Linked DNA regions of Homo sapiens: all the other regions are linked to region 6. A link is a contact called in ENCODE Hi-C or POLR2A ChIA-PET data. All regions are on one chromosome and are shown on one strand. Each heading gives the region's core, a stretch centred on a gene start or an enhancer-like site at or near the end of the contact. The rest is flanking DNA. Distances are from core to core; before and after follow the strand shown.

Region 1 (3,382 bases), core at 383-2,882, 1.1 Mb after region 6:
TGACAATGAAAGTGTTCTGTATCTTGACTGTGCTGGTGGTGGATACGCACGGAATAAAATTCTATAGGACAAAACACACACACACACGAACAATTAAAAGGAGGAAACCTATATAAGATCAACGAATTTTTATCAATGTCAATGTCCTCCTTGTGATATTGCACTACAGTTTTGAAAAATGTTACCATTGGGGAAACTGAGAAAAGGGTACACGGGATCTCTCTGTATTATCCCTTACAGTTGTGAATCTACAATTATTTCAAACTAAAATGCGTTTAGAAGATTATAAAATATACTTTATTGTAAATACATGCCCCCCAATAAAAACACACAAGGAATAAATGCCAAAAATCCTAGTGACAAAACGAAGTATCACATAGGTGCAGTAGTAATTCCCCTCAAAGAAACCCAGAGTAATCATTACACTTAAGTATTCTTGCTGTCAACATGTTAATTGTTTAAATTATGTGTTAGTTTTAAAGATCACATCCTATAAACTGAAGATTTCTCATGACACAGTAGTGATAAAATGCTACCTTACAGTTCAGATGGTGGTAGAATCATCCAAAAAAAAAGAAGAAGAAAGAAGAAAGAAGAAAAGAAGAAGAAGAAGAGGAAGAAGAAGAAGAAAGAAGAAGAAGAAGAAGAAGAAGAAGAAGAAGAAGAAGAAGAAGAAGAAGAAGAAGAAGAAGAAGAACCATTTTCTCTTATCAGTTTATGTTATGAGATAAGAAGATCTCTCTCCCTCCCTCTCCCCCTCTCTCCCCCTCTCACATCTGCAAGAGTCCGGACTGAGGAGTAGAAGGAACGCGCCATAAGGATTTCGCAAAGTCTGGTCTCTACCTACTTGGAATTTCTTGGAAAAGATTCAAGCATATCATTCCCCTTTCACTAAAGCAAGACGAGAAATCACGTCTAAACCACTGGAATTGCTTTGCTGTGAGGAAGTCGAAGGTGATCAAAGGCAGGGTGGCATGCAAAATGGCACTTGGATAAAATGGGTCTCATTAGGGTAGAGTCCCATTCACGTAAAATGACTCCAGGCAATTCCTAGGGCCTCGACTTTCAACCTGACACTTGCCTGTGTGCAATGAAGATGGAAACAGGGACAACGCGCACCTCCCACAACCATCTGGAAGCTTCACCCTCTCGGCCTGACCCCCAAAGACCCGCTGAAAAGAATGGATGCTTTTGCGAACTCCGGTCCCCACACTGCGGCTCCCCAAGAGCTCCACGGGCAGGGCAGCGGGGCGGAGGCGTCGGGGACTCAGTGCGCGGGGGGCGACGGGGGTTCGGGCTCCGGGCTCACCCGCGTTCTGCAGCGTCTCGATGTTTTGGGGTCTAGTCGCCAGCTCCGCCACCATCTGCACGAACTGGGTCCTGGCCTTCTGGTATTGCTCGAACACTGCGGGAGAGAGAGTCGGTGGAGCCCACCGCACCCGGGTCTCCTCGGCGCCAGCTAGTTAGGGCACCTGCCCGCCTCGGCCCTACCTTGCAGCACCTGCCTCTGACTCATGGCGCCCCCGCCGCCGTCTGCCCTCCTCGAGCTCTGCGGGGAAGCCGCTCGGCCTGCGAGTCCACCAAGGGGGCGATCGTGGCGACGACTCGGCCTCCGACGGGAGCCGCTTCTCTGTGTACCCGCGTCTCCCGGGCAACCTACCGGAACCGGAACGCGGCCGTCTTGCTGCAACGGCCAGTCCCGGGCGTGACGTCACGGCCGCGGTGCCTGGGCGCACTGAGCGGGGCGGCGGCGCGAAGACGCCCGAGCTCGAGGACTCGGACTGCTGGGGCTCTCAGCGCGCCAGGCTCGCGGAGCCGCCGGGACATCGCGCGCCGTCGAGTATCCCTGCACTGCCCGGAGGTCGGAGCTCCTTACAAAGCGACCCCAGATTGCCGTGGTATCCTGACTGCGGCGCGGGTCGGGACCAAGCGCCGGGAGAGCCCCACGCGCCAAGGGAGCCTGGTTCGAGGGCAGCCAGACGAGTAAATTGCAGCCCTGGAGTTGTCTGAGCTTCGACGGTCCCGAGAAATCTCACACGTCACATTGTACAATCCGATCAACACATGAATGTCAATGCAACTTAAGTGTTGCATTGACATTTAACACTGCACTGACAGTAAAACACTGATTTAGGAATCCGTGTTTTCTTTTGTAACCCGCTGTTATATACCTGGCATTCCTGGTTTCAAGATTCCTGGAGGAGCATGACAACCATGTTCACACACTTAATTACACTGTATTGAAAGCATTTAATGAGCACTCAGAGACTCAGTGAGGAAAGCAGATGAGGAAAGGATGTGATGAATGTCCTGTCTTCCCTGGCTTTCTCCTAATGACTACTAATTTTGCTGTTTCCTCACTTTTATGTGATTTGTAAATATTTTGTCTTAGTCTTTTAAATTTAGGCTTCGTTATGTTGATGAATGACATCTCCAACAGAAAAAGAGAGAGAACCTTTACCTGGAAAACCAGACTTCCCTATCTTATATAACTTGAACCCTTTACCCAGTTTCTTTTAACAAAATTGAAGTACTTAGTCTATTACTGGTTTCTAGCTTGTCTTTGAAAACTATATACCAGTTGTTTCAATGACAGTTGTCAACTTTAAATGTTCCTCCATCAAAAACTACAATTTCACCAGATGTCAAGTGGATACATAGCCGCAGCTGCTGCTAAGTAGTGCCAAGACAGGAAACCCCTTGATATTTCTTCAACAGAAGGGAGCATGCAAACTTAACTGGTTCTATATTTGGAATGAGTCCTCTATATTTATCTTTGAGATCTCACCCTTCACTGAGCTCTTGATGAAGTCCTGATACTTTGTGGAGCTCCAAATAGTTGGGGAATGGTCCAGCAATCAGAGAGAAGAATAAGTGTGTTTAGTCGGGTCCCTAATACCCCCGAAGGGCAGGTACATGTCTTCTGCTTCTGCAGCTCAAAAGCCAGTGATGGCCACAATCTTTTTACTTAATTCAAAGTCGTAAGTTTTACAGTGATATCTATATTTCCCTATGGGAATATGTCCTTTAAAATTAAAGTTATGCGTTCCCATTTAGAGACGTGGGAGGAAACAGATTGAGTAAATAATTAAGATTGCAAATAAGCCTTGTAATTTTCAGTTCCTTGTTGAATGATGAAAAAAAATCCCCTTAAAAGTTTTTATATTTGGTTTCAGTCCTTAAACAAACAATTCAAACTCTTAAGCTACTCCAACTGCCATTTTTAGCAACTGCTTTACTATTTGTTTTCCATTTTAAAAGTGTTAAGAGCTCAATAGAGGGGGAGAGGTCTAAACCTATAAACATAACACAGTATGGGATGCTACTAAGTTCTTTGAAAACATACGTTCAAAAGCTATGTAAATTACTTTAGAGTCTGAGT
Region 2 (3,479 bases), core at 174-2,673, 1.0 Mb before region 6:
CTGTGTGTGGGGGACTTAGCATCCCTAACTCCCACCTTGTTCAATGGTCAACTGTAATTTGCAACTATGTTACTGTGTTTAGCAAGGGAGTAGAATAAAAAAAAAAATAACTCAGGATATGATGATTTCATATATTTTTGCTTTGGTCAAGGTGCAGTGGGGAAATGACCACTGAGATTCTCCAAATAACTGAGGGAAGGAGAGACAGGCTCCATCCATTCTTCAAGTTCTATTGGTGAGGTCACAGGAGCCCACAGTCCCTATCCTGACTTCCAGGAGATGTGACAGAGAAGAAGGGTATAAATGGTTGGAGGGTGGATGAGGGAGGGACCCGAGGAAAGAGGTGGGGGCTTGAATGGCAAGAACCAAGATGAGCAGCCAAGAGACCCCATGATGTGGATGATGTGGAAGACAGTAGGGATAGTAGAGGCACCAGGAGAAGGTTGAAAATGAAACAGAGCCTAATGCACAGGATACAAACTAACTGCTTCTTTATCACAAAAATTCACTGCATGTAGTAAAGAGTATTTACCAAGCACTTGGTAAGTGCCTGGGGTTATTCTAGGATACAGTTCTAAAGAAGCCCCCAAGTTCCATGGAAACTCCCAAGCGCCATGGAGAGGGCACCTTCTTTCTTAAACTTCGTAGATAAGAATGCAGGAACAACCAGTGGGACTCCCATGGCTTCCTTATCTTGCTCCTGGAAGGATCCAGCGGTGTAGAATCCCTGCCCTGCAAGTTTTACATAGACAAGTGGATTTCATAATGAAAGTGACCAATGAGAAGTGCAAATAAGGTGCTAATATGTAGCAACAAAAGGGAGCCCTTTTTGAATACATGACCTGGGCACCACGGAATTGGCCTCTTGGCTCCTATAGGGGCTATTTCTGGGCCCCCTGGAGTATGCAGGCTCCTCCCTCACAATTACAATTTTATCTCCACTTCCTCTCTACTCCCCTCCCAAAACACACACAGAGCTCCCATTATGATAGGCTAATCTGTTCTCCCTTCTCTAAACCTAACTTGTGATATCCTGATGCTGTCCTCACTCCAGGGTCTCTCTCCCCATGTGCTAGTTCTTGGGGATCCATATGAAGGTTCGAGGTCAGGCTCCAGGTGCGTCTGCTCTGCATGGCCCCTGCCCTGATGCTCCAGCCCATGAGGACCTCCCTGCTCATTGGACACCCTCATGACTCAGGTGCTCAGTGCTTTAGACCAGAAGGAACAGTCCCAAGGTCATTGCATGATAATACACCTGACTGATGCTCATTCCAGGGAGGCTGGGCAACCGCGTGACACAGGTTTTGCAGGAGAGCGACACGGATCCTCTATAAATACCTCTCTCACTCTGCCTTCACAATTCAGGGCTCAATAAAAAGCAAAGTATGGCTCAGCAGGAAGCAGCACAGGGCTTCACAGGTCATAAAATACAGGAGGGACTGGCTCAGCGAGCAGCGGATATGTGGGCAAATTCTCCACATAATCAGATTACACAATGCAATAACCAACCAAAACAAACATCGAGATAAATTCATCACATCGACTCAAATATGCCACTGTTTATAAAGCATTACACAGTGTCCAAGGCAAATCACATACAACAAATGGTAGGTACTGTTGTCATTATTGTTATTAATTCCAGAAAAATATTTAAAATATGTAGAACTGCCTGGGCACAGTGGCTCAGGCCTGTAATCCCAGCACTTTGGGAGGCCGAGGCAGGCGGATCACTTGAGGTCAGGAGTTCGAGACCAGCCTGGCCAACGTGGCAAAACCCCCTCTCTACTAATAATACAAAAATTAGCTGGGCATGGTGGCATGCACCTGTAGTCCTAGCTACTCGGGAGGCTGAGGCAGGAGAATTGCTTGAACCCGGGAGGTGGAGGTTGCAGTGAGCCGAGATAATACCACTGCACTCCAGCCTGGGTGACAAAGTGAGACTCTGTCTCAATCAATCAATCAATCAATATAATATCTAGAACCCTCTTGGTATGAACAACAGTCCTAACTAGGTCAGTCACTATTCCCTGTTCTCTTTTCCTTCCTTAGCCACCTTCAGAGTACATCTTTATCTGGGGGACTACGATCCCAATTAACCAGCAGAAGCTTTCCTCTTTTTGGCAGGAGTGTAAAAAGGGACATTAAGATTCTAGGGTCTCGGTGCAGTGGTTCACGCCTATAATCCCAACATTTTGGGAGGCTGAGGTGGGCGGATCACTTGAGGCCAGGAGTTTGAGACCAGCTTGGGCAACATGGCAAAACCCTGTCTCTATAAAAAAATACAAAAATTAGCCAGGCGCAGTGCATGCGCCTGTAATCCAGCTACTCAGGAGGCTGAGGCACACGAATTGCTTGAGCCTGGGAGGCGGAGGTTGCAGTGAGCCAAGAATACACCACAGTACTCCAACCTGGGCGACACAGCAAGACTCTCTGTCTCCAATAAAATAAAGTAAAATAAAATAAAATAAAATATTCTAGAGAGTATAGAACTGTCCAGAAGGATAAATAATATTAGTAAAAAGAAAATGTAAAATTTATTTAAATTCATAAAAAGTTGAGTACATTTCTTTGAAAACAGCAAAGGTATTTACATAGGTATTTTAAAAACATGCTTGGTGACATGCAAAAAATGGTTAGGAGATATATAAATAACCTTTAAAATGAAACATTTAAAGATCTAACTAGAATATCTCAATAGATTTACTAGTGGTATGTATAGATGAGATTAGAAAGAAATATAACAATTAACTAAAAGTAATTCTGATACATTGTATTGGGCATTCATGTGGGAAACACCAGTGATAGTCGAAATATTTTACAGCTAATATCCAGTATGGCATGGACACCAACCAACCAGAATGGGACCTCAGCCAATGAGGACGGCTGCTTGCCATGAACAGTCAGCAGCCCGGATCTGGAGCTAATCCTGTGTGTCTTCCCTGCCCTGTCCACTTCAAAATAATCTTGCCATCATCCAAAAGGGTCACCGAAAGAGTCACCATCAATCTGAGTTATCCACAGTGGCGCTGAATACAAACATTCGGTTGTGACAGAATTGGTAATCTGAGGTTGAATGTCTCTATCAACACAGGTGACTTAGATGTTGGAAGTCTTGGCAGAATTCTTATGTTGGTTTGCCAAGCTGTGACTGACTTTCTAAGACGGAGTTTTAAAAAGAACCAGGATCATGTATTTCATCCTTGGCTCTAAACAGAGCCCAAGAAGAAAAATGACACAATGATCCCAATATAGAGTGGGAAACATTTGTTTTAAAACCACAACTAGAATGAACCCTTACGATCAGACAACTTGGGAATCCTACCATAAAAGACAGGGACCAACCTAAGGCAACTCGCTCTTAGGATGTGGGGGAAGGTAAGGGGACATCACTGGAGGGATGTTTTCAAGTCTTCAATGTGATTTCCAAGGTCACACTTGCAATAAAAAGTAGAATTTAGAGACTCCAGAATCTGATAGAT
Region 3 (3,322 bases), core at 679-3,178, 1.5 Mb before region 6:
ACCCTCTTCAAATACAGTTCTTAGAATAGAACTCCAGCTCGGTGCAGTAGCTCACAGCTGTAATCCCAGCCCTTTGCGAGGCTGAGGCAGGAGAATCACTTGAGCCCAGAAGTTTGAGACCAGCCTGGGGAGGTTAGCAAGACCCAGCCCTATAAATTAATAATAATAATAATAATAATAAATTAGCTGGGTGTGTGGTTGTGTTCGCTTGTAGTCCCAGCTACTTGGGAGGCTGAAGAGAAGATCACTGGAGCCCAGGAGCACTGCACTACAGCCTAGATGACAGAGCAAGACCCTGTCTCAAAAAAAAAAAAAAGAATACAACTTCATCCTGAGAAGGAGTGGATACACAAAATGAAGAGAATATCAAACCAGAAGACCAGCTCCTACTCCTGGCTCTGCCCAAGCCAGCTGTGAGACCTCTCTAGACTTCAGTACTCTCTGGGACTTCGTTTTCCATAAATAGTGTAGGATGATTGTATTAAAATAGAAGCTTCTTAGGAACTAGGGCTGTGCCTATTAATTTCTTCCTATACTTGGCACCTTTTAAAAACTTTGAATTGAAGTGCAATATACATTCAGAAAAGTGTCCACATCATGAATGTTCAGCTTAATGAATTTTCCACCAAGCGAACAACCTTGTGTATAATCATTACCAGTTAACAAATAGAACATTACCAATCGTTGGCTTTATTAGTCTTCACTTTATAGGGGATGCCTAATAAATAATTTACTTAGTAAATGCACCTTAGTAAAAGGTGCAAACATGTTTTCTCACAACAATCCCTATATTTTCTTTTTTCTTACTTTTTTTCTTGAGATGCAGTTTCACTCCTGTCACCCAGGCTGGAGCGCTCACGATCTCAGGCACGATCTCAGCTCACTGCAACCTCTGCCTCCCAGGTTCAAGTGATTCTCCTGTCTCAGCCTCCTGAATAGCTGGGATTACAGGTGCCTGCCACCACACCCAGCTAATTTTTTGTATCTTTAGTAGAGATGGGGTTTCACTATGTTGGCCAGGCTAGTCTCGAACTCGTGACCTCAGGTGATCCACCCGCCTTGGCCTCCCAAAGTGCTGGGATTACAGGCATGAGCCACTGCATCTGGCCCCTATATTTTCTTATTAAATTCACAGGAGAAAACTTGAGCCAAATAATCTAACTCAGTCTTTCACGACCTTCTTAAAATCAGCAGATATTTGACAAAAGAATAAATGAATAAATATCCAAACCAATAATTATGTCAGAGTATCAAGGCAATGAGGAAGAAGGAAATCTAACTGTAATCTTGTTAGAGTCCATTTTACTTTCCTTCTTGTTACCTTGTCACTGGGTGATGAGAAAAGACAGTTCTCTGAATTTGTCATTCTCTTTGCTCTAAGTTTGAAGAAAAATATAAAAGTCAACTTTCTCTGGAGCACCTAGAAAAATCGCCTTTCCTAAGACAGTTTGCACTGCAATGGAATTTATGAGGAGGAGATTCTAGTCTTGGTTCTGATGTACTCCACCAAACCACCAGATCTTGGACAGAAGTTGACTGGGTCTTTCCTTTGCAAAAGGCCTGAACTACACATTTCCTAGAATTCATTCCTGCTCAAGGTTCCAATGACATGCACCTTTTCAAGATGATCAACTGTACTGAAGGTTACAGTCTGTGGCCCTGGAGCAGATAAAAATAAAGTGGGGCCCTGTAATAGTGAGTCATTGGCATCCGTCCACAGCTCTATGAGTTGGCCAAACTAACCAGGCAGAGATTAATGCCTAACTAGAATGTGGATTGCTGCTTTGCAAAAGAGCAGTTGGAAGATTAAGGAGAAAAAAAAAAAATCCTGGATAATCACCTCCCTCCTCCATCCAGCAATGAGGCAGCTTTGATGAGTAATCCATTGATTGCTATGAGCCATCAGTTTCCTTCTTTCCCTCCCTTTGCTGCAGCAGTTTTCACTGCCAGTAACCACTGCAGCTGTGCAGGGATCGTCACCAGGACACACCCCTTCACTCTGTTCTCCACCACCTCCTAACAACCAACCACGCCTTAGATAAAGGGTGCAGGAATTGCAGCAAGGGGCTTTGGCCCTTGTGGGTGGATACCTGTGGCAGTCACCGTGCATTTAGACCATCTGTGGTTGGGGAGTTGGCTGTTCATGCATGTTCTGGAAGAGAAATTCACTGCAAATGCAGAGTGAGCCAACACAACAGTAAGAGATTCTCTGCATGACTAGTATAAAATCATGTGAAAGATTAGAAATGAAGTCGCTTTGTTTCAGCCTCTATTTATCTATTTACTTACTTATTTGAGACTGGGTCTTTCTTTGTCACCCAGGATGGAGTGCAGTGGCGAAATCACAGCTCACTGCAGCCTCCTCCTACCAGGCTCAAGCGATCCTTTCGCCTCAGCCTCCTGAGTAGCTGGGACTACAGACATGTACCACTATGCCTGGCCAATTTTTTTTTTAACTTTCTGTAGAGACAGAGTCTTGCTATGTTGCCCAGGCTGGTTTCACACTGCTGGACTCAAGCAATTCTCTCGCTTTGGCCTCCCAAAGTGCTGGGATTACATTCCTGTTTCAGCCTTTAAAATAAAAAACATTTTAGGGTATGTTAGTAAGTGAGGTGGTGGTGGTCATTTCTCTTTAAATGAGACTTTCCATCTATAATTTCTATTTTTATTACACTCTCTCAGGCCTGCTGGGTTCCTTCACCCTTAATTGCTGACATTCTGCCAACAAAGAAACACCCACTTAGTTTCTTTCTTACATAGTTGCAAGTTCCTTTTTTCTTATTGACTTGATGTTACCCTGCTCTGCCATTCAAAAAACAAGAAACAAGAGCATGATCTGGCCATGTGAGAAACAGAGGAATTATAATTGTGGCTTGTGATACACATACATATAGGAACCAAGACACAATTTTCTGTTAGATTTGTAATGATGTCTGAAGCATATGATTCTGAAAAATTCGAGAAAACTAGACACATTTCCGATGCTATAATATGATTCTGAGTTGTACTTGCTTTGTACTTTGACAGTTTCAGGTTCCATATTCAGACCCACAAATTTCAAAATCTAATTGCAAACACCTGTTAGCGACAAGTTACCACAAAATAGTCTCCTTTCGTAGGGTCATGCCTGGGAAACAGAGCTCTTCCTTTTTAGGTACAAGCTTTATGCATAGATTTTTATTTATATAAAATGTTCGGCCCAAGTCTTTGTAAACAGTACTTACCCAGGTTATTTATTTTTTAATTCTAAATATAAACATGTACAAAATGTAGGAACTAAAATTTCCAAACTAACTGGCTTGCAAACAATATTATATAGATT
Region 4 (3,265 bases), core at 683-3,182, 1.4 Mb after region 6:
GGCTCCTCTATATTTCCAATCCATTTCACAGCTCACATGATGGTTAAACATCTCACTGGTTTCTCTTTTTCTGTGTAAACTCCCTCTGCCCAGGCCAAGCTGGATGAGTCTATGCCCAGAATTAGTACATGTCACCAGGGAAGAAAACAGTGGATACTGTCACTCCCTTAGTTCAGACCTCAGCAAAAGATTTATTCAATTGCACTGTAATTTTTGGGACAATGACTGAATAGGTAAAGAGGCCAAGCTAGAAGTCTAAATATGAATATCACTGTGGTCTTTGCAGGAACCTGGACAAGCAAGAAGATCATCTCAGGGTGGACAAGTGTCATTGGAGCTGGGCAGCATGAATTTTTGAGTAATACCTTATGTCCATGAGAAGTATTATTAATAGAATCCAATTCTGTTTCAGCATGGCCTTAGAAAGAGGATGGGCTATCTTTAGATGGAGTAAGTCCCCGAGGTTCTCAGACAACATAAAGGTAAAACTCAAAAGGGAAATACTAGGCTGTCTGCTACAAGATCGGGGTAAGAATCCCAGATTTGTGGCAATATGGCACCAGTTTCAAAGGTTTTATTGCACTTAATCTAATGATCAAATTAGGAGAAAAGATGAATGTTACTATAATATGTAAAAGTAGTGCTTAAGATCATTAATTTCATCTTATTTCGATGTTTTGTTCATTGAATAAACAGTAACCTAATTTAGGGACTTGGTAAAGATGACGTTCACTTTAAGAAAACTGATATAACCAAAAATAAACTAGGCTGGGGGTGGTGGCTCATGCCTGTAATCCCAGCAGTTTGGGAGGCTGAGGTGGGTAGATCACATCATGTGAGGTCAGGAGTTTGAGACCAATCTGGCCTACACGGTGAAACCCCGTCTCTACTAAAAATACAAAAAATTAGCCAGGCATGGTGGCAGGAGTCTGTAATCCTAGCTACTCGGGAGGCTGAGCCAGGAGAATTGCTTGAACGTGGGAGGCAGAGGTTGCAGTGAGCCGAGATGGTGTCATTGCACTCCAGCCTGTGCAACAAGAGCAAAACTCCGTCTCTAAATAAATAAATAAATAAACTAAAAATCTGTGGTAGGGGGAATGGTGGTAGGGAGGTAGTCACAGGATTCAGTTCAACTAATTGAGTGCTCTCATGTGCTATGCATTGTGCTAAGCACACAATAATAAAGTCCACACAAGAGAATTGTGGTGGAGAAAATAACTTGAAAAGAGCTTGAACAGAAGCAATGCAAGACTAGAAGGTGAGACATTGTTATGGGAGAGGAGGTTTTTAGCCTGTCTTTTAAAACAGAAACATCTCAATTGAGGTCTGTTTTCAAAGGAACCCCAACTGGAGGTGGGCTAAGGTGGATAAACTACATTTCTCCTCCAACTATGATTGAGTCACCATTATTAACTGTTAATTCTACCAGGTCATTTTATGGTATTATGCCTGTAAATCTTAATTCATAATTAGAAGTATACTTTTTGTTTTGGTTTCAATTCCTTTTCTGCTCTACCTCTCTCTACTTACTAGATTTGCCCCTTTTAGAACCTGGTTCAACTTGTCCTGTCTTCTTTGCTGATGGACTAATTAAATGCATGGAAGCCATAATCAATTAATCAGGCTTCAAATATGCTTTTAGTGTTCGATAGCTAGGGGAGAGGAAGACAGTAGCTATTTCAGGGGAAGTCCACGTGGGGCGTTCCAGATGGACGCGAGATGGCTATAACCGTCCCTGTCTCTCAGCCCATGTGGGCGCAGGTACAGCTGCTCCGTGCGCGCCAGTGATTGAGAGGCATTTCACCCAGGCCCAGATCTGGGGCGCCAGGCGTCCAGGCTTCCGGCCACGCCCCCTTCCCGCGGTTGCTAGGAGACATGATGTCACCGGAAGCGAGGCCTGGGATAGGCTGAGGCGAAGGGAAGCCTCACCCACTGTGCAGCCCAGGCGCCGGGCGCTGCCTCTACAGCTGTGTGTAGGCCTGGGGGCGAGGGTCTTCGGAACGTAGCGCTGGCTGCGGCCCCGCCCGCCTACCCACCCGCCCGTCCGGCAGCCGGCTCCCGCCGCCTCCGCGCTCTGTCTGGGGCCAGCCACCTGGCGGGCCGCTCCGGTGCGCCTGCCCGCGCTTTTCACTGACAGGCGCTGTTCCCCACAGCCAGCGCCGCCCGCCACGTCCCAGCTCTCGGCCAACGGAGCTGCGCGGCGGGTGACCTTTCCGAGCCCAGCGCGATGACGGCTCCTTGCTCCCAGCCGGCGCAGCTTCCTGGACGCCGCCAGCTCGGGCTGGTGCCGTTCCCGCCGCCGCCGCCGCGGACGCCGCTGCTGTGGCTGCTGCTGCTGCTGCTGGCCGCCGTGGCGCCGGCGCGCGGCTGGGAGAGCGGAGACCTGGAGTTGTTTGACTTAGTGGAGGAGGTGCAGCTCAACTTCTACCAGTTCCTCGGGGTGCAGCAGGTAAGCAAGGAGGCGCGCGGGGCCGGGCGGAGAGGGGCCAGGGCAGGCGTCAGGCGACCCGGTTCCTCAGAGACAGCCGGACACGTAGGGCAGGGCTTGGTCACCCCGGGCTCTGGCTGCCCTCAGCTCGGGTCACCGGGGTCCTCAGCCTTGGAAGGACGTGTCCGTCTTCCCCAGATCTTTACTCCTGCTTCAACTTTTCTAGTCCCAGCCCCAGTGACAGGCTGGACGGCGCCACTAGCCTAGGGTGGCGATGCCTTCTCTCTGCTCCGGCGTTCTGGGGAAGAGCCTTCCCCCTCCAGCTGTGCTGGAGGAAGAACGAAGAGTGGTGTGGGTAGACTTTTTTTTTTTTTTAATTTAACACCTACCTTTTGCCTTCCTGTCCCCCTGAATGTGAGAAAGAGCAGCCGCTTCTCACCCTAAACTGTCATCTTCCACCGATACTTACCTCATCCTTATTCTTATTTCAGCTGCCTCCCCTCCTCTTCCCTTCTGGGAAAGTAGGAATGCACTGTGGCCAGTGTCTGTGTTGCAAAAGTTTTTCTTACTTTGTACTTCGTCATCTTTTTAGCCTGTTAGGTAGATGTTTGTTTCGCTTTCGCAGTTTAGAAATCTGGAGGAATTTGAAGCGTCTAACCAGGTTGGAGGTGTTAAGTTTTTTGAGCAGCAAAGGACTTGGGATGCGATTGGAAGAGAAGCCCCCGGTCAGTAATGTAGGAATGGGTTTTTTTTTCCCCTTTTCCTTTTGTTTCATTTCGTTTTCTTCTATAGCTTAAGACATTAACTTGTAAAATCCATTTGTTGCTTTTTAGTTCT
Region 5 (3,059 bases), core at 488-2,987, 1.2 Mb before region 6:
CTTTAGATAATAAAGAAGCTGTCATCCTAAGGGAAAAACCTCCATCTGGACGCCAGACACCGCAGCCTTTAAGGCATCAGTCTTACATCTTGGCAGTAAATGACCAGGAGACCGGGTCAGACACTACCTGCTGGCTGCCCAATGATGCACGTCGAGAGGTCCACATAAAAAGAATGGAGGAAAGAAAAGCCTCGAGTACCAGTCCGCCTGGCGATTCTTTGGCTTCCATCCCATTTATAGGTGAGCTCATTTAGAGTCATTGGCTAATATGCCAAATGTATAAGAAATCTTTCCAGAAAAGTATTATTTCTAGTTCAATAGGCATAGAAGTCTTACACTGTGATTTTAAAATGTTTCTAGTGAATCTCATAAGCTGTGCTTCAACCAGAGCTTTCACAAACCTCTTTAAAAGTTATTTCTAGTACCAATTTTCCTTTTTTTAAAAAAAAAACAAAAACTTCATGTACCTAGTACCCATTTCAAATTTTTATTTTGATGAAACAAATTCCTGAGATTAAGGAAATCAGCGAAGCAAATTATACCTAATTGTTGATTCAGGTGAATGAAAAACCAAGTGGAACAGTTTTGATAATTAGTTACCAACCTTTCATTTAAACAGTGCTTTTACTTTCTAAAACATATTTCTTTGTAAATTTAACGTGTACTGAGAGAAAAGACCTCTTCATTGTCAAGTTAGTTTGCCATACTATAAATCCTGGAACAGATTTAGAGAAGTTACTTAAATTATAAGCGTGTGCCACAGTTGCCGGCACCTGTCCTGTTGAGTCTTCTGTCTGCTCCCTCCCACCCCAGATCTGTTCTCCATACAGCAGCCAGTGTGATGTTTTTAAAAATGTCAATTAGATCACACCACTCCTCTGTGCAGAACCCTCTGTTTCCTTCCCATTCATCTCACCCAAAATAGCATGCAAAATCCTCCCGTGATCTGAAAGGCCCTCCATGGTCTGCCTCACAACTCCCTCTCTGATGGTGTCAGAGAGATCCTACTTCGTGATCTCCTATCACAATCTTCCATGTGCATCCCATCTGCAGCCTCACCAGCCTCCTTGCTGTCAGGTGTGTGTTGCTACAGGGACAGGTACAGCTGGTTTCTAACCCTGGTATACATTCCACAGATAGTTAACAAGCCTCTGTCTTCCTCATGACATTTGGGTCTCTGCTCAAAGATCTTATCCAAGCAGGCTTTGTGACTCACCTATCTAAAACAGGTATCCCACGCACAGACACAGAAACGGACATTCTCTTCCCTTAAGCTTTTTTATTTATCTTCGTATTACTGTTTCCACTTGACATGTTTTGTTTTTTTGTTACATGTTTCTCAGTAGAACTAAAACATAAACTACATGAGAGCAGAGATTTAAAATCTTTGGTTCACTTTTGTGTCCCTAATGCCTAGAACACTGCGTGGCACATAAAGAATTCACTCAGTAAGTATTTGTTGAGATAATGGCTGAAAGACAATTTTGAAATGCTGGTTAAATGTATAGCACAACAATACAGTTCTCATCATGACTGTGCAGCTCTAAAACATCATCTGCTAACAGGTGATGACTTATGTCCTTAATATTATCTTCATTTTATAAGTGAGAAATTTAAGGTATAGAGAGGCTAAATAACATCTCTAAAATCGCATAGTAAGTGATAAGAGACAGGGTCTCTAGGTTTGCCTCATTCAGCCTCGTCCCAGAGCACAGCTCCAGGGAGCACGCCATTTATATGGAATGCCTGTGAAGAGCGCCCCCTGGAGGCATGCGATGCAGGGGCTTTTTTCCTTCTCTTTTTGCCACCAACCAAGGCCATACTTGTAGTCCCCCTGGTGTCCCATGGGTTTATGAAAAGAGTTCTCCATCATTTTACAATATAATATGCTTCTCTTTGAGTACTAGTTGAGTTTTTCTTTTCTACGGGAACATTTTTAAAGCTGTTGAGGACTGTTGTTTCTTTTCTACGGAAACATTTTTAAAGCTATCAATTGTAAAGCTATTGATAGCTTTAAAAATGTTTCTTGAGAAAACACTTAATTGGATAGGTGACACTAAAAGCTTTTTTAAAAAGTTCCACACAGCTTATGTTTTTTTTTATAAATCGGATATATTCAAGTTGTCAACATTGTGGGGAATCTCAACCTAAATTGTACCCATATTCATATCTATACCCCTAAGGCCAAGCTCAGCAAATAGTAGACTCCTGTTGTAGATGGAATCTTATACATCATCTAGAATAGATATTTTATAGAAGGCAACTGATGACGAATGATTGTTTTATGAAGTTTTAAAATGTAAAAAAATCTTACAACCTGTGGCTGTTTCACAGGCCCATGCGATCTTATCAGAACAGTGGCATCATATTTTCTTCCTACATAATAACAACAATATAATCAGATTACATTGGAGTAGTAAAAAAATGTGCTGGATATATCTGTTAATATTTCTTCCTAGTTATGAAGTATAGAAATAAAACAATTATGTTATTAAAGAGAAGATTTTGGCTAAAATAGAAAATAAAGATCTGTATAATTCTATATACATATAGATTGATGTAAATAAATAATTTTATTTACTAAGAATAAAAGTACTCTCTAATTAGTTCCTATCTTATTTGACTTTCGCCCTCCTTCCCCCGCTGCTCACCTTCTGCTGTGCGGCCCAGCTCCTAACCGGCCATGGACCAGTACCAGTCTGCAGCGCAGGAGTTGAGGACCCCTGCTATATACTAAGGTTGCAGGAGGCATACAGGCATACAAAACAAAATGAATACATTTTGTTTTTAAATTTGGAATATTACTCATTAACAGTATTTTGTTTACTGTTCCCACCCCCCACTTTATAAAGCTGCATAGTAAGTCCTGAAAATAAATTTCAACTTCTTTTATAAGTAAACACAAACCTCAACAATGTGAGCTGTTCATGAGTAATCTCACGGTGAATAGCAGATATTACAATGTGTTCTAAAATCCTGACTTCCTACACTTCTCTAATTTATACCACTCATTACTAGTAATACAAAAATGCTACGACTGTTACCTACACTCAGGGTTT
Region 6 (3,093 bases), core at 338-2,837:
TCTCCAGCCTCCCTCCAGTAGTTAAATGGATATTCACATTCAGCATCTGCCCCATGGCCAGCAACTCCGGGTACCCGGCCCATGCCCCGTCTTGGGCAGCAGCGATGATAAACTCCCCCACGTCGCCCTCAATCAGGGGGCTGAAGTGGTCGAGATGGTCGGCGATGTAGTGCACCGTCTGCTCCCTCAACTCCCGGTGCAGGCTCTGGTCCCCATACACCGTCTTGCTGACAGCTCGGTAGAGGCAGTTGCCGTCTGGAATGATGTGGAATCGGTACTTATTCCTCTGCCGCAGATACTTGTCCTGCTTCTCCACCTCGGCCAGGTATAGGGCCAGCTTCTCGTCTCTGGGATCCGACCTGGAGACGATCACCGGCTCCGCCGCACTACTCGGGGCGGCCTCGATGCTCCCGGCGGGGGGTGCCTCGGCCTCTGGGTCGGGCCTCCGCGCCGCGTCCCCACCGGGCGCGTCGCAGCGATCGCCGCCCCTCTCCCAGCCCCTGGGGCCCCTCTCCGCCAAGTGCTCTTCGCCCCACGGACCGGGGCCGGGATCGGGGCTCCCCGGGGTCGCCGCGGGGCCTCGGTGCTTGGCGGCGGCCAGGGCCTGGCGGTGCTCGCTCAGTCGGAAGTTCCGATCGGGCCCCTCCCGTGTCGCGTCCAAGCCCGCGGGCTCGGGGCAGTCGGGCCGCAGCAGCTCCTCCAGGAGCCAGGCCGAGGAGCCCCGCCGCGGCGGGACCGGGGCTGCGGGCGCCGGGGCGAGCAGGAGGCAGCGGCCGCGCGGGGCAGCGGCGGAGCCCGCGGCGCCGGGAACGGGATCGGGCCCGTGCAGCAGGAGCCTGTCGGCGCCCAGGGCCCGCACGGTGATCTGTGCGGTGGACGTGTAGTGCGGCGGCAGCGGCGGCTTGCAGGACGCGCCGGGCGGGCCGGCGGCGGCGGAGGCGGGCGCGGCGGCCCCGGACACCACCTCGAAGCAGGAGGAGAAGGCGGGCATCTTGGCGGCGGGGACAGCGGCGGCTTCCCGGTGCTCGGCGGCCGCGGCGGGCTGGCACTCACCGGTCTCGGGCTCGGGCGCGGCGCCGGCGGCTCCCGGGGGCTGCAGCGAGACCTTGAAGGGGGTAGCGGCGGCGGGTGGCGCGGGGGCGGCGGCCGTGGGACCCGGGGCCCCGGCGGGGTAGTGGGTGCAGACGCTGCTGTAGAGCTGCATGTCCCTGCCCGCCGCTCGGCCCCTTATAGGCGCGGCGAGCCCCGGAGCGGGGGACACACCCTCCGGGCCCGGGGGAGGGGGCCGGCGGAGCGCGGTGACCCAACGGCCCCAGAATAGAGATGAGCGAAAGGCAGCCGGCCGCCGCGAGTCAGCAGCCGCGAATAGCGCCCGGGTCCCGGCCAAATTCCTGCTGCGCCACAGCGCAGGGGGGCGGGGACGGGACGCGAGCTCGACCCCTGCCGGTGCGCTCGGCCCGCAGACCCGGGGCGCCGCGCCCGCTGCAGCTGCTTCGGCCCGCGGCGGCCGCTGGGGACTCACGGAGGAAGCCGCCCGCCCCGTTGGAGCGCGTCCCGCCGGCGAGGAGGAGCGCGGTGCGCGCGGAGGCCCGGGAGGCGGGGCCGCGGTTGTTTACCTCAGGCCTCGCGGCCGCGTCACGTGGACTCACTGGAATGCGCGGCTCTTTGCGGCGCCCGATTCAGTCGCGCCTGCTCGCCCCGCCCACTCCGGCCCGCGCCCCGCCCCCTACCGCGCTCCGCCGACGTCACGGGCGTGGCCCTCGGCGCGCGAGCGCGCGCGGGCGGGGCGAGGCCGGGGGCGCGGAGGCCTGAGCAGTCCTGGGATCCTGGCTGGGCCTCCCGCCCACGTGACTCCCACGGACCGCTTCCCCCACCTGGGCACTGGGCACTGGTTTCTGCGCTGCGCCACTCTCCTCAGCGGCTGCAGTGGATGCTGCGGGATGGGAGCTGCTTGGGGCGAGTTAGCATGCTCGGAAAGCTTGCGTGGCAGGAAAGCTTCCGGCATGGGTGTGGAGAACGGAATGCTGCCTTAAAGTCTGTTTGGCCTCTGCTGGTCATGGGCTACCATCCCTGCTTGCATTCACTACTGCCTCTTTTCTTTTATCTTTTTAGAGATGGGGGTCTTACCTGTCTCCGAAGCTAGAGTGTAGTGGCGCAGTCCATAGCTCACTGCAGCCTTGACTTCCCGGGCTCAAGCGATCCTCCCGCCTCAACCTCCAGAGTAACTGGAAACCACAGGTGTGCACCACCGCACCCGGCTAATTTTCTTTCTTTCTTTCTTTCTTTTTTTTTAAGGCGAGGGTCTCACCACAGTTGCCCAGTCTGGTGTCGAACTACTGGCCTCAAGCTGTTTCCCGCCTCGACCTCCTAAAGTGTTGGGATTATGGGTCCTAGCCACCACTCGTGGAACCGCCGCGTCTTTTCCTTTTTTTTTTTTTCTTTTTCTTTTTGAGGCAAGGTCTTGCTCTGCCTTCCAGGCTGAGTGCAGTGGCGCCATCATGTCCCACTGCGACCTCGACCTCCAGGGCCCAAGTGATCCCCCTTCCTCAGCCTTGCCTTGGGCAGGGATTACAGGTGCCCAGCTAGTTTTACCACTGTGTCTTTTCTATGCATTTCCTTGGACTCACCGGTAAGGGTGAGTCCGCTAGTGGATTCTCTTGCCTTGCTAAGACAAAACCAACTTTGCACCTCTGACCTATGCCATTTGGCAAATATCTGGCTTGGGGGAAAGCAAGGAAGCCTTTTAGGCTTTTATAAACAAGCTTTCTCAGAATACCAAATGCAGTATCACTTAGGGCCCTTTGAGAATAGGTGTGAATGCTAGCCAGAGGTCAAAAGCGGTGGAGAAAGTCGTGACCTGCATTCCGGGGCAAGATAGACTATAGAAAATACTTCTACCGAGTCTTTTTGTAATACCCGCCTTTGTAAGGGAAAGCCAGAGGTAGTGGGAGACTTTTGCTATATTCTGAGCTGTGATCAAATGCTAAATTAACAGGGCCTAAACATTCGAATTGAACCCAGAGGTTGTCCTAACATTTTAGAGATAGGGAGACTGAACCTGTAGGTGATGTAGGCTGTACTCCGGTCCCCACC
Region 7 (3,127 bases), core at 532-3,031, 1.3 Mb before region 6:
GCACATTTGCATGTGCAAGGAGTTGTTTTGTGCTGTAAGTTGTTTTTCCTTTCTGGACATATTCTATAAGCCCACAAGCGGTGAGCTACTTGAACCCTGAATTTCTATTCACTTCTTGTTAATTTACTCAATTGTATCTAGCACTGGATACTGCTACAGCCACTGGGCTATTTAGTAAATTACCATCTGACTGAAATACAGTCCTTGTATTTTATTCTATTTTTCTTTTCTTGATTATTAGCTGACTTGTTTGGTGACAGGCTGTCAAGAACACGCAAATTTCATGGCCATATAAAAATGATCTCGTCAACGTCTTCCCTCGAATTGAAGCGGAGGATTTAGTTGTAGATTTGGTTTGGCACCTTCCACTTTAAGGAAGATGTAAAAACTAAGGCGCAGGTACTCCAGCTGCAGGGAGTGTTTTTTGTCCCCGCTCCCCTGTCCCCCATAAAGAAACAGGACCTCAGGTGGTGGGCGGGCGGGGAAGGAGAAGGGATGTTTCTAAGTCTACAGGGGAGAGTGTAGAAAGAAAGAAGGAAAAGGTAAGAGGACTCCACAGTTTCTAGGTTTTGTTCTTCTTTTTTTCCCTCTGGACAGCGGTGGCAGCTGATCAGACACAATAGCTGGCAGTCCCCGGCCGCAGTGAGGATAAAAATGACCCTCAACAGCACCAGCAGGAGCACCGAGAAGGGGAGGGGAGTGTGTATGGGAGGGGGCGAGGATGAGGGTGACAAGGTGACAAACGCTGCCTCTGACTGCGAGCAACTCCCCCTCCAGCCCCGCGAGGCTCGGAGCCGGGGAGCCACCTCCCCGGAGCGGGGCGGGGTGGGAAGGAGAGGCCGAGGGGGCGGTGGCCTTCACCCGGGGGCGGGGAAGAGGGCGGAGGGAAGCCTGATTTACCAGCCCCTGATTGGTTCGCGTTCTCTCGTCGCGTCTCCCGATTGGGTAATTTGCAGCGGGAGATGTTGTGAGGCACGGCGGGGCGGAGCGAGCTGCCGGGGTCTGTGACAAGGCCCGGGAATTGGGTGGGGAGGGTGGCGGTTGTGCCGCGGCTCCGGAGCCGCTGTGACCTGGAGTGTGGCGGACAGAGAAGCGCAGCCGCCTCTCCACAGTTCCGCTAGCCGCGCCAAATTCGCTCAGCCGCTCTGCAGAATTTATAAAAGGGAAAGAACTGAATGAGCAACGCTTGGCTAACTTCCCCCTTCCCACCACAGGAAGAGATTTTTGCTGTGAGGCGTGAGGGGACACTCCCTTATCTGGAAGTCCCACGTCTCGTCGCAGCTTCATTGCCTTCCCGCTGCAAAAAAGGGGTGGGGGCACAATTTGCCAAGCCCTGTCCCCCAATCTAGGACCTTTGATCCCTGGAGTCTGCAGATGTCGCTGTTATAGGCTTGTCCCCCTCTCCACCCCAGACGTCTACCACCAGGTCTCCTTTCCCGGGAGCAAGCCCATCCCTGGACGCTGCCGTTCAGCGCTTGGGAGACTGCAGGGGCGGGGAGCGTTGTGTGCCTGGTTTTGGGGTGCTGGGGGGCGAGGGCTTGTAGGTCCCGCGACCCACGGGGAGGGGGCAGGCGAGCACCCCGCTCCGGCCTCCGGCTAATCCCCCTTCTCCAGCGTCGGTTCCCCGGTCCCGTGTTATTCAAGACAGAAAATATTCAGCCCCAGAGCCTCCCCTGGGGAGGGGAGGGGAAGGAGGTGGAGTGGGAGGAGGTGGATCCAGGGAGGAAGAAGCGAGAAATCCGCCCCCGGGAAACAGCTCCGCGCGGCCACGGAGCGAGGCGCTTCTGTCACTTGGCGTTCGCGGGCGCCGGAGCTGGGCCCCGGCCCGGCCCGGCGAGGCGAGGGGAGAGTCCGGCGGCCGCCGCCCCGCCCCACGCCCTCCTGCGGCGGCCGAGAGCCCGGGGCCGGCCGGGGCAGGTCGCGGCGGTGCCTGGGAGCGGCCGGCCGGGGGCGGCGGCCTCGGAGCGCGGCGGCGGCGGCGGCGGCGGCGGCGGGCAGCGCGGGATCGTCCGGCTGCGGGGTCCGGCTCACGCCGGGCGGGCGGGCGGGGCGCGCTGTCCCGGAGCCGGCCAGCCCCGTGCGGATCCACTCGTCCCGCTTCCTCTGGTGCGTGTCTGGTTTCTTTTCCGTCTCAGCCGAGAGGGCGCTGCGCTCGCGGGCCGTGGAGTGCCCGGCTTGCCGCGGGCTCTCTCCCTTCCCGCCACAGGCCACCCGGCCGGGCGCTGGCTCGGGGCCGGAGGGAGCCCGCGGCGGGCGCCCGGCGGGGGCGGAGGGGCCGCGCCCGCGTGTGCGGAGCAAGGGCGGGCGGCGGGGCGGAGGGAAGGGCACAAAGGCCGGCGGTGGGCGCTGGGGTCCGGCCGGCCAGCCTTGGAGGAGGGGCGCCTGGGGCCGCTCATGAATATTAACCGAGCCTGCGGCCTAGCGCGTCCCGGCCGGGCCCGGCGCCCGGCCAGCGTCTCCGCTTCAGCTCGCCGCCGCGCTTCGGCCGCCGGGCCCGAGCGGGCGGGAAGGGTAAGGCCCCCGGTTTTGTCTCGCCCCGGGGCTCCTAGCACCTTTGAGAAAGTCCATATTGGGGCCGCTCTCCTCGGGAGCTCGAGGTCCCCGACCCGCCTCAGGAAGGGGCGGGGGAATCGTGGGGAGGTGGGTGGTGGTTTGCTTTTTCTCGTTTTTTCCCCCTAGGTGGCCACAGGGGAAGGGAAGCCGTGTCGAGTGGTAGTTGGGGGAAAAGCCGCGACTTCAGAGTTGCTCGGGTGTAGCTCCAGAATCATGCCCTGGAGCGGGAGCGGCGCCGGCGTCCCACCCGCGGCCGCGCACGCCTCCCCGGCCGTCCCCACCCAGCCCCGCCGCGGGCCAAGGAAAACAGCCGCCTCCTCGGGGACGCCGGCCGGGGCGGAGGGGCGGAGGGGCGGCGCCCGAGTCACCCGGAGACGCCGCCGAGCCCACGCCGGCCCCAGCCAGGCTGGCTTTGTGCTTGCGTTTTTGGGGGGCGGAGGGGAGCGAAGAGGGGGCTTGGAAAGTGTGATCCCATTTCAGCCTCGTGGGGGAGAAAACTTCACCGAAGTGTCCCTGTCTGGGTGATGCAGAAAACAACATGCACAGCCCTCTGCTCTACCCAGGAAAGACATGA

The links. A loop is a pair of places that touch in the nucleus more often than their neighbours do. ChIA-PET counts read pairs that join two places held with the same protein, here RNA polymerase II (POLR2A). Pooled maps may share reads with other maps.
Region 1: a pooled map shows a loop between it and region 6 (3-fold over the local background). The contact joins the promoter of SPAG6 here to the promoter of OTUD1 in region 6. A Hi-C loop is called at or near these places in 1 of 37 single-sample maps with no recorded cell type and 13 of 50 pooled maps. POLR2A ChIA-PET finds 5 or more read pairs at or near these places in 1 of 52 experiments (CD4-positive, alpha-beta memory T cell).
Region 2: a pooled map shows a loop between it and region 6 (6-fold over the local background). The contact joins the enhancer-like site here to the promoter of OTUD1 in region 6. A Hi-C loop is called at or near these places in 2 of 37 single-sample maps with no recorded cell type and 10 of 50 pooled maps. POLR2A ChIA-PET finds 5 or more read pairs at or near these places in 1 of 52 experiments (activated T-cell).
Region 3: a loop to region 6 is called in a pooled map, with 3 times the contacts of the local background. The contact joins the enhancer-like site here to the promoter of OTUD1 in region 6. A Hi-C loop is called at or near these places in 1 of 37 single-sample maps with no recorded cell type and 7 of 50 pooled maps. POLR2A ChIA-PET finds 5 or more read pairs at or near these places in 1 of 52 experiments (BJ).
Region 4: a loop to region 6 is called in a map of B cell, with 15 times the contacts of the local background. The contact joins the promoter of DNAJC1 here to the promoter of OTUD1 in region 6. A Hi-C loop is called at or near these places in 7 of 168 maps with a recorded cell type or tissue (B cell, CD4-positive, alpha-beta T cell, CD4-positive, alpha-beta memory T cell and 3 more), 7 of 37 single-sample maps with no recorded cell type and 23 of 50 pooled maps. POLR2A ChIA-PET finds 5 or more read pairs at or near these places in 1 of 52 experiments (B cell).
Region 5: a loop to region 6 is called in a map of naive thymus-derived CD4-positive, alpha-beta T cell, with 3 times the contacts of the local background. The contact joins the enhancer-like site here to the promoter of OTUD1 in region 6. A Hi-C loop is called at or near these places in 1 of 168 maps with a recorded cell type or tissue (naive thymus-derived CD4-positive, alpha-beta T cell) and 5 of 50 pooled maps. POLR2A ChIA-PET finds 5 or more read pairs at or near these places in 2 of 52 experiments (CD4-positive, alpha-beta T cell and activated T-cell).
Region 7: a loop to region 6 is called in a map of CD4-positive, alpha-beta T cell, with 12 times the contacts of the local background. The contact joins the promoter of ARHGAP21 here to the promoter of OTUD1 in region 6. A Hi-C loop is called at or near these places in 9 of 168 maps with a recorded cell type or tissue (B cell, CD4-positive, alpha-beta T cell, CD4-positive, alpha-beta memory T cell and 5 more), 4 of 37 single-sample maps with no recorded cell type and 24 of 50 pooled maps. POLR2A ChIA-PET finds 5 or more read pairs at or near these places in 1 of 52 experiments (OCI-LY7).

What each region holds. Positions count from the first base shown.
Region 1 is chr10:22,343,746-22,347,127 of GRCh38, reverse strand. SPAG6 (sperm associated antigen 6) reads right to left here and starts at 1,632. Exons shown (of 11, transcript NM_012443.4): 1 at 1,492-1,632; 2 at 1,310-1,405. The coding sequence starts at 1,516. RefSeq lists enhancers at 787-1,603, 1,564-1,783.
Region 2 is chr10:24,468,100-24,471,578 of GRCh38, reverse strand. All of the region lies in intron 5 of KIAA1217, which reads right to left. Among named protein-coding and RNA genes, the nearest start is that of MIR603, 190 kb to the right of the region's middle. Within about 2 kb of position 1,423, at least 8 of the 41 ENCODE cell types and tissues checked have a DNase peak (open chromatin) inside an H3K27ac peak, as active enhancers do.
Region 3 is chr10:24,900,702-24,904,023 of GRCh38, reverse strand. The region is part of intron 3 of PRTFDC1 (phosphoribosyl transferase domain containing 1); the gene reads left to right. Among named protein-coding and RNA genes, the nearest start is that of PRTFDC1, 50 kb to the left of the region's middle. Within about 2 kb of position 1,928, at least 19 of the 41 ENCODE cell types and tissues checked have a DNase peak (open chromatin) inside an H3K27ac peak, as active enhancers do.
Region 4 is chr10:22,002,397-22,005,661 of GRCh38, reverse strand. It overlaps DNAJC1 (DnaJ heat shock protein family (Hsp40) member C1), which reads left to right and starts at 1,932. Exons shown (of 12, transcript NM_022365.4): 1 at 1,932-2,449. The coding sequence starts at 2,228. RefSeq lists enhancers at 1,679-1,808, 1,839-1,888, 1,768-2,268 and a silencer at 1,929-2,298.
Region 5 is chr10:24,616,654-24,619,712 of GRCh38, reverse strand. ARHGAP21 (Rho GTPase activating protein 21) reads left to right here. Exons shown (of 26, transcript NM_020824.4): 9 at 1-240. Among named protein-coding and RNA genes, the nearest start is that of ARHGAP21, 110 kb to the left of the region's middle. Within about 2 kb of position 1,737, at least 4 of the 41 ENCODE cell types and tissues checked have a DNase peak (open chromatin) inside an H3K27ac peak, as active enhancers do.
Region 6 is chr10:23,437,569-23,440,661 of GRCh38, reverse strand. It overlaps OTUD1 (OTU deubiquitinase 1), which reads right to left and starts at 1,587. Exons shown (of 1, transcript NM_001145373.3): 1 at 1-1,587. The coding sequence starts at 1,204. RefSeq lists silencers at 369-738, 879-1,218, 1,269-1,858.
Region 7 is chr10:24,722,541-24,725,667 of GRCh38, reverse strand. ARHGAP21 (Rho GTPase activating protein 21) reads left to right here and starts at 1,781. Exons shown (of 26, transcript NM_020824.4): 1 at 1,781-2,106. RefSeq lists silencers at 662-1,041, 1,792-1,981, 2,012-2,081, 2,172-2,251, 2,272-2,631 and 1 more and an enhancer at 1,338-2,248.